3 separate regions of the Homo sapiens genome follow, and all the other regions are linked to region 1. The links are chromatin contacts, found by Hi-C or POLR2A ChIA-PET in ENCODE. All regions are on one chromosome and are shown on one strand. Each heading gives the region's core, a stretch centred on a gene start or an enhancer-like site at or near the end of the contact. The rest is flanking DNA. Distances are from core to core; before and after follow the strand shown. Region 1 overlaps LOC105379172 (a long non-coding RNA gene). Region 2 holds the start of RAPGEF6 (Rap guanine nucleotide exchange factor 6). Region 3 has its middle 420 kb from the start of CHSY3-AS1.

Region 1 (3,414 bases), core at 402-2,901:
GGCTCACTGCAACCTCCACTTCCTGGATTCAAGTGATTCTCTTGCCTTAACCTCCCCAAGTAGCTGGGATTACAGGTGCACGCCACCACACCTGACCAATTTTTGTATTTTTAGTAGAGACGGGGTTTCACCATGTTGGCCAGGCTGGTCTCCAACTATTGACCTCAGGTGATCCACCAGCCTTGGCCTCCCAAAGTCCTGAAATTACAGGCGTAAGTAGTGTAGGGTTGTGGCTGGGAAAATTATGTAGTTTTTCTGCTCCTATGTTCACTTCTTGTGACTGTCTCTGCTTCCACAGCCAAGGCATGGGAAGATGGGGGAAAAAAAAAAAGCAACATATATTTCCCCCATGCTTTTGGGACCCAAGTCCTGGCCAGAGAGAAGAGCTCTCTTCCCTTAGAGTTTCAGGTGCTTGCACAGCTGCCACTGCCTCTATGTCTGTTGCTCCAGGGGATTGCCTGGGGGCAGCAATAAGAGAGAACAGAAAAGAACACCCCAAGGGATTTTCTTCACTCTGATCCTTAAAGGCTCCCTTTTCTGCTTTTTGGACCAGAATGAGAGGACTTCTCTTGCAGCTCTTTCTATTTGCACCTACTGTGGAGTTCTGGGTTTTGGGATGCTTTTGAATCTAAGGCCAGAAAATAGCGGGAGAGGAGGACAAAACTCACCAGTGGATTGATCTTACATTGAGTTCTGTTTTGTCTCTCAAACCAGTCTGCTATTATTTACTTTTTAGAGTCCCTAGATAACTGCTCCCTGCCTTCTGTGCAGGGTTTTTAGTTGCTTCATTGAATGAGGCAGGGTGCATCTTACTTCATCTTAACTGCAACCACCCACTGGAATCATTATCTTTTAATTGAAAATCAGTGGTTTTACATTTTGTTCTTCCAGAGTGCATTTAACATGAGCCCAAGGCATCTCTTCTTTCCTTAGCTTTTTCAATCTTCCATCAGGAATAAACATGAGATGATTTTTAAAAATTTACTAACTACACATATTCTTTTTCTTGTATATGGGCACAAGATACTAGAAGGAGAGGAAATCACTACCTCAGTGAACATGCATGTACTTCAAGACCTATTTGGAGTTTTTAAGAAAAGATTTCTTCACTCATTGCACCTAGGCTTTCAAATGGAAAAGAATAGCCTGAAATGCATTAGAGCAGCAAGTTTCTCATGTGAAACTTCATTTCCTGGCAGCCTCTTTCTGAAGAGACCAAGCAACATCCTGTGTTGCTCTGAAAGCATGGGGCAGCCACCCTAGGCTGTCAACCCAGCCAGGCTCCACTTCAAAGACTGACTACAGTGCTAGTTCAGCACTTAGCAATTAACATTGCACAGACGACATGGCTGACCTTTATTTTGAAAGTGTTTTTTACAGTTTCAGAATGTATCTAGAGAAAGAGCTTATAATATATTCTTCAGTTAAAAGCAACAAAGAGAAAACTTGCTTCTCATTTCCAACAGGGAATGACTCTTGTGTATAAAAAATTCAAAATTCAATAAACAACTATAAGGCATTTTTCGTATGTACACAACCACAATAAAAACACTGTCTTGAATTTGGCACAGCATAATTTCTTGAGAACAAAGAGCCATTATTATCACCATCACCACTACCACCACAACAAGGCAGGGGGCCAAGGAAGGGGAAGACAGAGAAAGAGAGACAGAGAGAGAGAGAATGTAATTTAGTTGATTGGGCCTTTTATGGTTTGAGAAATGATCATTAATTGCAGTTTGTTCTTAAAACAGTAGATGGCTCCTTAGACCTGAAATAGTTGAGAATATATATATATATATATATATATATATTTTTTTTTTTTTTTTTTTGAGATGGAGTCTTGCTCAGTTGCCCAGGCTGGAGTGCAGTGGCGCGATCTCGGCTCACTGCAAGCTCTGCCTCCTGGGTTCACGCCATTCTCCTGTCTCAGCCTCCCGAGTCACGCCCACCACCACGCCTGGCTAATTTTTTTTGTATTTTTAGTAAAGACGGGATTTCACCATGTTAGCCAGGATAGTCTCGATCTCCTGACCTCATGATTTGCTCACCTCGGCCTCCCAAAGTGCTGGGATTACAGATGTGAGCCACCGCGCCCGGCCGAGAATGATATTTTTGTAAGGACAGTGTAGAAATATAATTCAAATAGGGAAATCTGGTGCTGGGTCCTTTTACTAGAAAGGGAATCTATTGTACATTATGAGGTCAGGCAGTCAGAAATGTATTATCAGAACTTCCCAGAATTGGTGTTGTTGAGGGTGATTCAATGATAAAGAGTCATAAAATCCAATTTTGTTACCCTTTTGCCGTGGGATCTAGCATAACATTGTTGGTATTCTTGCCATGGTTGCAATTGTCTCTAGGGTCAGGAGATGCTTCAGTAAGCGCAGAACTCACTAGCCGTAACAGATGAAATAGGAAGAATTGCCACTAAATGAGCTCTTTTGAAAGAGTTGGAGTTATTTTCTGTTTTGGGAATGAGAAATAAGAGTATAGAATTTGGCAATATTAGCAAGATGAAACTTCCTCATGACACCATAAATTTATTCTAAATAAAAATGGAGAGGTTGAACAGAGATCTTTGGTTTTAATGCAAATGCCAGAGAATTACTTTGCAACAGAAGCTTGGGAAGCACTAGTTTGTAACCTTTTTGATGAGGGAATCAATATACTTGGAGGTGAAAGATTCATGCACACTTAGAAATAAGCAGCTGGGCCTCTGGAAGAACAGGAATGGGAAGTTGGGTCTACAGTCAAAGCAATAGGAGTGTCCTGCCCTTAATTTGACTCATTTAGCCTTTGCCCATCTGCTTCTATTTTGATAAGAAATATCTCCTTGATCCTCTGCTCTAATTTTTTAAATCTTCCTCCTAACTTCTGCTTACTCATAGTTTTGTTTCCCTCGTAATTTCTGTTTGAACATGGTCTGTCGTGGTTTTCTTGCTCAATTTCTACATTAGATCATCTCACTTCTGCTTCATTTTGTTGACCTCACCTTTCCTTTGTTATTTCCTTGGTTAAAATTCCTGAGGAAGAGAAATTGATGAGCTGATCTCAATTCTTGTCCCAGGACTCCCAGGACACATTGTATTTTGTTGGCAATTTTTGGTTTAACATTCTTTTGGGTCAGGTGTCCTCCCATATATCTGGCAAGGCTGGAAAGGATATAAAGCATGTTTGCATAAGTCCAGCTTCTTCTGCATGGTGAGGGACAGGGTAGAGGACCTAGAACCAGAAATTGGTTTATTTAGAACTATGGTGACCACATGTCCAAGTTTTTCTGGAAGATTCACAATTTCAATATGCTGTCTTGCATCCAGTGTAGTTTAGTATTTGTCTCAGGCTTTTCATTTTTTAATAAAATTTAAAAAATTAATACTTGTGGTGGTGGACATGGATATACATTGCCAAAAT
Region 2 (3,453 bases), core at 72-2,571, 570 kb before region 1:
ATCGTCTGCAACATCCTGTGATTTTTTCCACAATTACTTTATTTCTACAATGGCTATGCCACACTTCGCTGGTAAAGTTTTTGATCTATACCTGAAAAAGAGAAATGCTAATAGTATGTTGTAAACTCCCAGTTTGGGCAAGCCCCAGGACCAACAGAAAACAGTCCTTAAGTCATTGCCGGTCCCAGAAACGGTGTTGTAGCCTGAACTCTCATTGTTTTCAAATATAATTTTAACTCTTATTACGTCATTAAAATTACTGTGAAGCAGTCATTAATTGGAAAGCATGTCATAATCATAAATCACCTTGTTATTTAGTGAACTATGCTAACTGCTGTGAGAAATACCAAGGTGTACCTAGATGTAGTTACAGCCATCAAGGAGCTTAAAATTCAGTGGAAAGGTGGTGTCGCCAAAGTTAGTTACCTATGAACTTATGAGAAAGGGTAAGGAGTATCCTAGAACGATGGATTCTGGAATTGTCAGTGAGCTTATTGTTGAAACGGCCTCAGCAGCTCTCTGGCTGCTCCTAAGGGTGGTCTGTTTTTCTTACCAAGGGAGCAGTGAAACAAAACTGGCTTTATTCGGTCTGTTGGGAAGCAGACTAGAATGTAAAAAGTATTGCAAAAGTTGCCACTCGAGTCCCAACCCTAAACGCAGTTGCCTGAGGGAGGGCTGCCCCGGGCATTTAGTTACAAGAACGCAGTCTAAATCTAGTTTTTTGACTCAAAGGTAATCGTGAGCTGGCCGCGGCACCGGCTGCCTATCCTGGCCGTGAATGTTTGCTTTCTCTGCCCTGGTCTCAGGACGTCCGTTTCGAATAGATCAAGCACTTCTCTGTCGGCAGCTTTCACAAGAGATCTCGTTTTATTTAAAGAGATATGAGGTGTGCGTGGAATTCCTTCTTTGCCGAATGGCGGCTTCTACTTCCGCATATTCAAAGTCGGCAGTAGAAGTTGCAGAGGAGAGCGCAAAGCCGGACTTGGCCACACCCTGGGCTTCCGGATTTGGGCACAACAGTTCTCTCCAGTCAGAACGCCTCCCCACGGTTCTGCCCCAAAATGCTATTTTTGCTCAGGTCCTCAGCGCGTTTCCGGTGTCTCCAACGGATGGAGAAGACGGAACCACAACGCCAAGGCAGACCCCGTGACTGATTTAGGTGAGGTCTCGCGAGGTGTCTTTAAATCTCACGACGACAGCAGGAAACGACTTACTCGCACCGCCCCAATTTTAACGTCACAGTGGAGTTACTCCCTTGGGCGTTTCTTAGCGTGCGCGTGCGTGCTGCGCATGCGCACTTACTCTCCCCCGCCCCCGCGCAGACTTGTCTCCGGCCAGTCGCGCGTGGGTAGAGGCCTTAGGCGGGCGTTGCGAAGGGTTGTTTGCTAGAGTTCGGACCTTGTTACGGCGCGAAGTTCCCTCCTTGGGGCGGGGGAAAGGTACCGCACCCGCTACCTAGTGTGAATGAACTGTGGCGTGGGCTGCTAAGGGCAGGCTGCGGAGTACCCGGGCCGTGGCCATGAACTCACCCGTGGACCCTGGCGCTAGGCAGGCGTTGAGGAAGAAGCCACCCGAGCGGACTCCCGAGGTGAGGCTGGTTGACCTTTATGTGCGTCTCACAGTCCAGTAGACAGCATCCTCCTGTCTGTCCGAAATCCGCGGCGACTGCCCTCTTGCCAGAGTCTCGCACCTGCTACTGGGAATCTGTTCGCTTGAGTCTCTTCCCTGACCCAGGCCCTTGTCGCCAGCAGGGTGCCGACCGCCCTTCCTGCCTGTGATGCGGTCTTAACCCGCGTACCCGTCCTTGCCGGGGGCTTCTGAGTGTCGTTAAGAAAGCACCATTACTAAGTCGTATTTTCTGAGTTGGGTAATATGAGTTTCGCAGTTAGATGCCCATTCGTTTAAGTAGACTATGAAAAACGAGATGGAAATTGTAAGGGAAGTATCTCAGCCATGTAATTTAGAAATAGTTTTTCTTTAAAGGTCTCTGAAATATTGTACAGTTGCCTAAAAAAAAGATAAAGTTTTCAAAGTTAGTTTAAAAGTTTACATCCAGTCAAATGGTGAATTCTGTAGTAGATGATGCATGTTTAAAGAACACCACTGTAGGTACTTTTTCAGACTGTCACTGGGAAATTTTACAGTATTTTGTACTTGGATCCAAAATTTGCTGTGTCGAGTTAACAGTTATGGCATCAGCTTAAAAGATTTTTCATTCGACCTTCATGAAGGCTAGTTTTCAGGCATATAACTAAAACCTGTTAGCTTTGCTTATCCCGGTAGAATGCTAAGGTTTTGGGGAAGGTTTTCCTTGATTTGGAGGTTTCTATAACAAGTGGGACATATTTTCTAAACAAAACACTAAACAGTGTGAGTGGATTATTGGATTGTTTTGTTTAAAGTTGCAGTAAATGAAATGAAATGCTTTGGTTAATTCTTCACTTTGGAGTTTTTCAGATATGTAGTGTTTTGCATACTGAGTCTCAGTAACGTTGGGCTGACCTTTTGGGTCGTGACAATTATTCAGGTCACAACGGAAGCCATGATAGGTCAAATTATGTTATTGAAGATCCTGATGTTTGCATAGGAACAACACAAATTCTACCACTTTCCAGAGTTCTCTTTTTGAGATATACATTTATAATTCGATGAGTGTTTGTTTCCTTATGATGATTCTTGAAGTCAATGTGAGCTGATTTATGAATTTCAGTAGGCGAATTATCTTACAGCCTTTATAGCATTGGAAAGTATTATACAAGGCTTACGATGTGTATTGCAGGTTTCAATTTAATTTAATTTAATGTTATTTTATTTTTTATTTGAAACAGTCTCACTCTGTCACCCAGGCTGGAGTGCAATGGCGCGATATTGGCTCACTACAACCTTTACCTCCCGGGTTCAAGCGATTTTTCTGCCTCAGCCTCCGGAGTAGCTGGGATTACAGGCAGGCGCCACCACGCCCGGCTAATTTTTTGTATTTTTAGTAGAGACGGGGTTGCACCATATTGCCCAGGGTGGTCTCAAACTCATGACCTCAAGTGATCTGCCCGCGTTGGCCTCCCAAAGTGCTGGAATTACAGGTGTGAGCCAAGTTGCCCGGCTGCTTTTAATTTTCAACATTACTTGTGCTACTAAATTCACATTTTAATGGAAAAATCCTACTGCTCTTTAACAGCAGAATTATTTATTTTGAAATTGCCTATTTTATTTTTTTTGAGACAAAGTCTCCCTCTATAGCCCAGGCTGGAGTGCAGTGGCACGATCTCTGCTCACTGCAACCTCCGCCTCCTGGGTCCCGGTTCAAGTAGTTCTGCCTCACCCTCCCGAGTAGCTGAGATTACAGGCACACGCCACTATGCCCAGCTAATTTTTGTATTTTTAGTAGAGACGGGATTTCACCATGTTGGCCAGGCTTGTCTTGAACTCCTGACATCATGATCCGCTCGCCTCGGC
Region 3 (3,455 bases), core at 134-2,633, 740 kb after region 1:
TTCGGTCTAGATCCTGTTTCTTGCTTCACAGAAAGCCTATCACTGAAACAAGTATTGCCAAAGATGAAGCCTTTAATAGAGTGCTGCAGCCAAGAGGCCAGGAGGTCTCAAATCCATCTCCCTGACTGACTAAAATTAGGAGCTGATATAGCAGGGAAGAAATGTAACCATGTGTGGGAAAACAGGAATTAGGGAGGGGTAAAGAAGAGCAGCTGGTCAATGGGAAGCAAGTGGTCAGTTAGGCAAACTTAACAGATAAAGTGTCGGGCATCTGATTGTCCAAATGCAGTGATCTGGTGACTTTCAGCTCCTTGCTACTATTTGGGAGGCCTGATGGCTGGTTTCCTTGGAAAGGAACTCAGATAAGACAAATGCAACTTTCTCAGGTTTTAAAACTAGGAGGGCCAACTTCTATGTTTATTCAAAGAAACCACGAACATCAGCTCTGTGGGACACCTGCTCAGTTTCATTACCAGAAGAACGTGGAAATGATCTTTGGCTGTTGAAAGAGTAAATGCTCATCATGGAAAGAAAAATAAAAAGAAAAGCTCTGAAAGTGACTGAATCAATGACTGACATCATCTGATACAAGCCAGTTATTCCCTTTTGCCTAAGTTCCATCAGGTATAAAATAAAGAAGATAGTCTACTCCTAAACCCCTCACATTTGATAGAAACACAACTGGATGAACTTGAGTATTTACTTGCTTGGAACATCAAGGTTTCTTTGCTTTTCTCTTTCTTTCCCTGATTACAGAAAATTCGTGCTTATAAAGTAATAACAAAATATTAATAAGTCAATGCTTACGTAGTGTTCATTATTTGGCAGGCTGTTCTGAATGCTTAGCATATATTAACTCATTTCGTTCTCACAACACCCTAGGATGTAACTATTATTAGTATCACCATTTAAGAGATGAGAAAAATAAGAGAGATTGGAACATTTTCTACAGTCACATGGTTAGTAAACTGCAGAGCTGGGATTCAGATTCAGGCATCCCATTTGCTGCTGAGTATGATTTCTACCTCTCCTTTCTTTCAGTACATAGTTGAGTCTCACTATAACTTTTCAGGAACACCAGGAACTATAGGCATGATAAAAGAAGGGCTTTGTATGTGTTCTTAATCATGAAACAGTAGATAGTATGATATCCATTTTGATGTAAATTTGAAGAATGTATTTTAATTCCTTTTAAAATCTCTCCACTAGTACAACTGGCTCCTTCAACAGGAAACAGGTGGTCAGTTAGGCAATCATAACAGCTGCATTTCTTATCTGCCAGGTATTCTTAAGATATTGCTCACTTCCCTTTTTTACTTTCACAAGCCATAGCTACTCTGATGTAATTGATCTTTTGAGAGTGTATAAAGTGCTATTTAAAAGTTGCTTAAGTACAGGAAGATTCTATGTCCTATACCCATTCAGTGGAGATGAGAGTTTTTGAGGAGTAACAGTTTCTTTGCTGCTGTCTTATAGGGACACACATTTGGGTACCCACCTTGTACCAGGCACTGTGATAAGGGCTTTGTCATCTTCAATAGGACTTTCTCACCTTCAGTGAGAGGTGTGAAGCTCAGTTATCCATAAACACAGGCTGTTCGGTCTGTAGTCAATTCTATTTTTCAAAGGGATTCTCAAGTCTCCCTTCATCATCATCGCAGAACAATTTTTTTAAAAAAAAATCTGCTCAAGCCTTCTAAGCGGGTCTCAGAAATAGAAAGCAATTTTCTGCTGAATTAACCAAGGTAGTAAATTCAAAGAGGATAGTTTACTATAAAGGCTTATGGGATTGTGAATCAATGTAAACAATTTACTTCTAAAGCCTCTGCCTGGATGGCCATTTAAGGTTGAAATGTGTTTCAATAGTGCCCTGAAAGCTTAAATGAAATTGTCATATAAATACTCCACACTTTGACACATTTCCAATTATTATAATAATTTCACAGCTTTTGAGACTTTTGAAATTATTTGGTTCAATTTAATGTGTAAGGAAAAGACCAATAGGAATTCTTGTTGCTTAAGAAGATTAACACAATCTTTGACAGAGTTGTTTCTATCATAAAATACTACAAGTATTTGAGCACCTAGTATCACAAAAGCTACCTATGATTTTTACATTTTCAAACGAAGAGGAGAAATTATGTTTTTACCAAAGGTCCATATTTTCATTGTGAAACAATATTAAAGGAGAACACATGTTAGAATGAATTGTTATAATTATTTTTTCTGTGCCTTGGGTGGGAGTGTATTAATTATATCAAATTACTACCTAAATAAAAAAGAATGAAAATAATGGTTTGTAGAGAGCAGAGCTAGACATTGAGAGCAGAACTAGAAATTAAGATTATTAGAAAACAACTGTCGTTTTCCCATCTAACCTTAGGAAACCACATTTTATATGGGAAAGTGAAAAAACACAGAAAACCTAATAGCATTATTCTACATTTCTTTCTACTAACTTACTCTAATATTGTCCTAAAGGCATGCATGAACTTTTACTATTCTAAAGGATAAATACAAAAAATGAAAAGTTTGGATTCCATTATACAGCATTTTGTATTCCTAGATTTTATATATATATTCCAAATTAAAGAAAACAAAAATATTTGTAGTAATCAATTCTTCAGCAGAACTTAGTGATGGCACCTACATTATAGATTAAAATAAAATTATGCATACAAAATTATACAAATCTGTTCACTTAATGCTTGAAGTAAGTAGGAGGAAATTACTGCATGTGATTTTTAGAAAGTGTTGTTGAGTACATCAGAAGAAGTTAAATTAATAACCCTTAAAATCTTTGCTTGGTATCAGCAGCCATTCACAAGAGTAATATATAGGAGCTATAAGTAGGGGTTTAACCAACCTGTAGAAATGTCTTTTACTCTATAACTTAACAGTTCTGCCAGAGTTTTACTTAACTAGAATTATACCAAAATAATACCTGTTATTTTGAGGACACATTTACAAAATAATAAAGAATACTTTACACTGCTACCAAAACAACATTATGAAGCCTGAAGAGAGCATGTCAGGAAGACAGAATGCATAATTTTTCTCACATACTACAGCCAAAAGCCTACAAATGGTGTTCATTGTTGGTTCAATAATACATTCTAACATTCTCGCATCTTGTGATGTCATGTTTTTAATCTTTAGATACTGATTCCATAGATTAAAATCTACAATCTTATCTAATTTGGAACCAACAAATTCTCTGATTGGGTGTATCTGAAACACTATCTTGAAAATGAGCTTGGCCCTAAGGAATTATCATTTTTTCTTAACAAATGGACTATGATGCTTGTGCAAATATTTACCTTAAATCAACAATCTTAAATCAAATGCAATATTCTATTTGCAAAACTGTATAGCTTAACTTTCCATAAAGAAGGTGGATACTCACCCTCAGGACTGTGAAAATTACACTTCTATAAATGGCAGGTGTGAATCTC

Evidence for each region. Hi-C counts contacts between places; a loop is a spot of excess contacts on that map. ChIA-PET counts read pairs that join two places held with the same protein, here RNA polymerase II (POLR2A). Pooled maps may share reads with other maps.
Region 2: a loop to region 1 is called in a map of naive thymus-derived CD4-positive, alpha-beta T cell, with 11 times the contacts of the local background. The contact joins the promoter of RAPGEF6 here to the enhancer-like site in region 1. A Hi-C loop is called at or near these places in 1 of 168 maps with a recorded cell type or tissue (naive thymus-derived CD4-positive, alpha-beta T cell) and 6 of 50 pooled maps. POLR2A ChIA-PET finds 5 or more read pairs at or near these places in 1 of 52 experiments (activated B cell).
Region 3: a map with no recorded cell type shows a loop between it and region 1 (7-fold over the local background). The contact joins two enhancer-like sites. A Hi-C loop is called at or near these places in 5 of 37 single-sample maps with no recorded cell type and 3 of 50 pooled maps.

The regions. Positions count from the first base shown.
Region 1 is chr5:131,067,313-131,070,726 of GRCh38, reverse strand. LOC105379172 (a long non-coding RNA gene) reads right to left here. Exons shown (of 5, transcript XR_007058928.1): 5 at 2,177-2,466. Among named protein-coding and RNA genes, the nearest start is that of HINT1, 96 kb to the left of the region's middle. Within about 2 kb of position 1,651, at least 6 of the 41 ENCODE cell types and tissues checked have a DNase peak (open chromatin) inside an H3K27ac peak, as active enhancers do.
Region 2 is chr5:131,633,097-131,636,549 of GRCh38, reverse strand. It overlaps RAPGEF6 (Rap guanine nucleotide exchange factor 6), which reads left to right and starts at 1,321. Exons shown (of 28, transcript NM_016340.6): 1 at 1,321-1,588. The coding sequence starts at 1,520. RefSeq lists enhancers at 752-951, 962-1,211, 220-1,419, 1,512-1,601, 1,549-2,131.
Region 3 is chr5:130,322,104-130,325,558 of GRCh38, reverse strand. No RefSeq gene overlaps it. Among named protein-coding and RNA genes, the nearest start is that of CHSY3-AS1, 420 kb to the right of the region's middle. Within about 2 kb of position 1,383, at least 3 of the 41 ENCODE cell types and tissues checked have a DNase peak (open chromatin) inside an H3K27ac peak, as active enhancers do.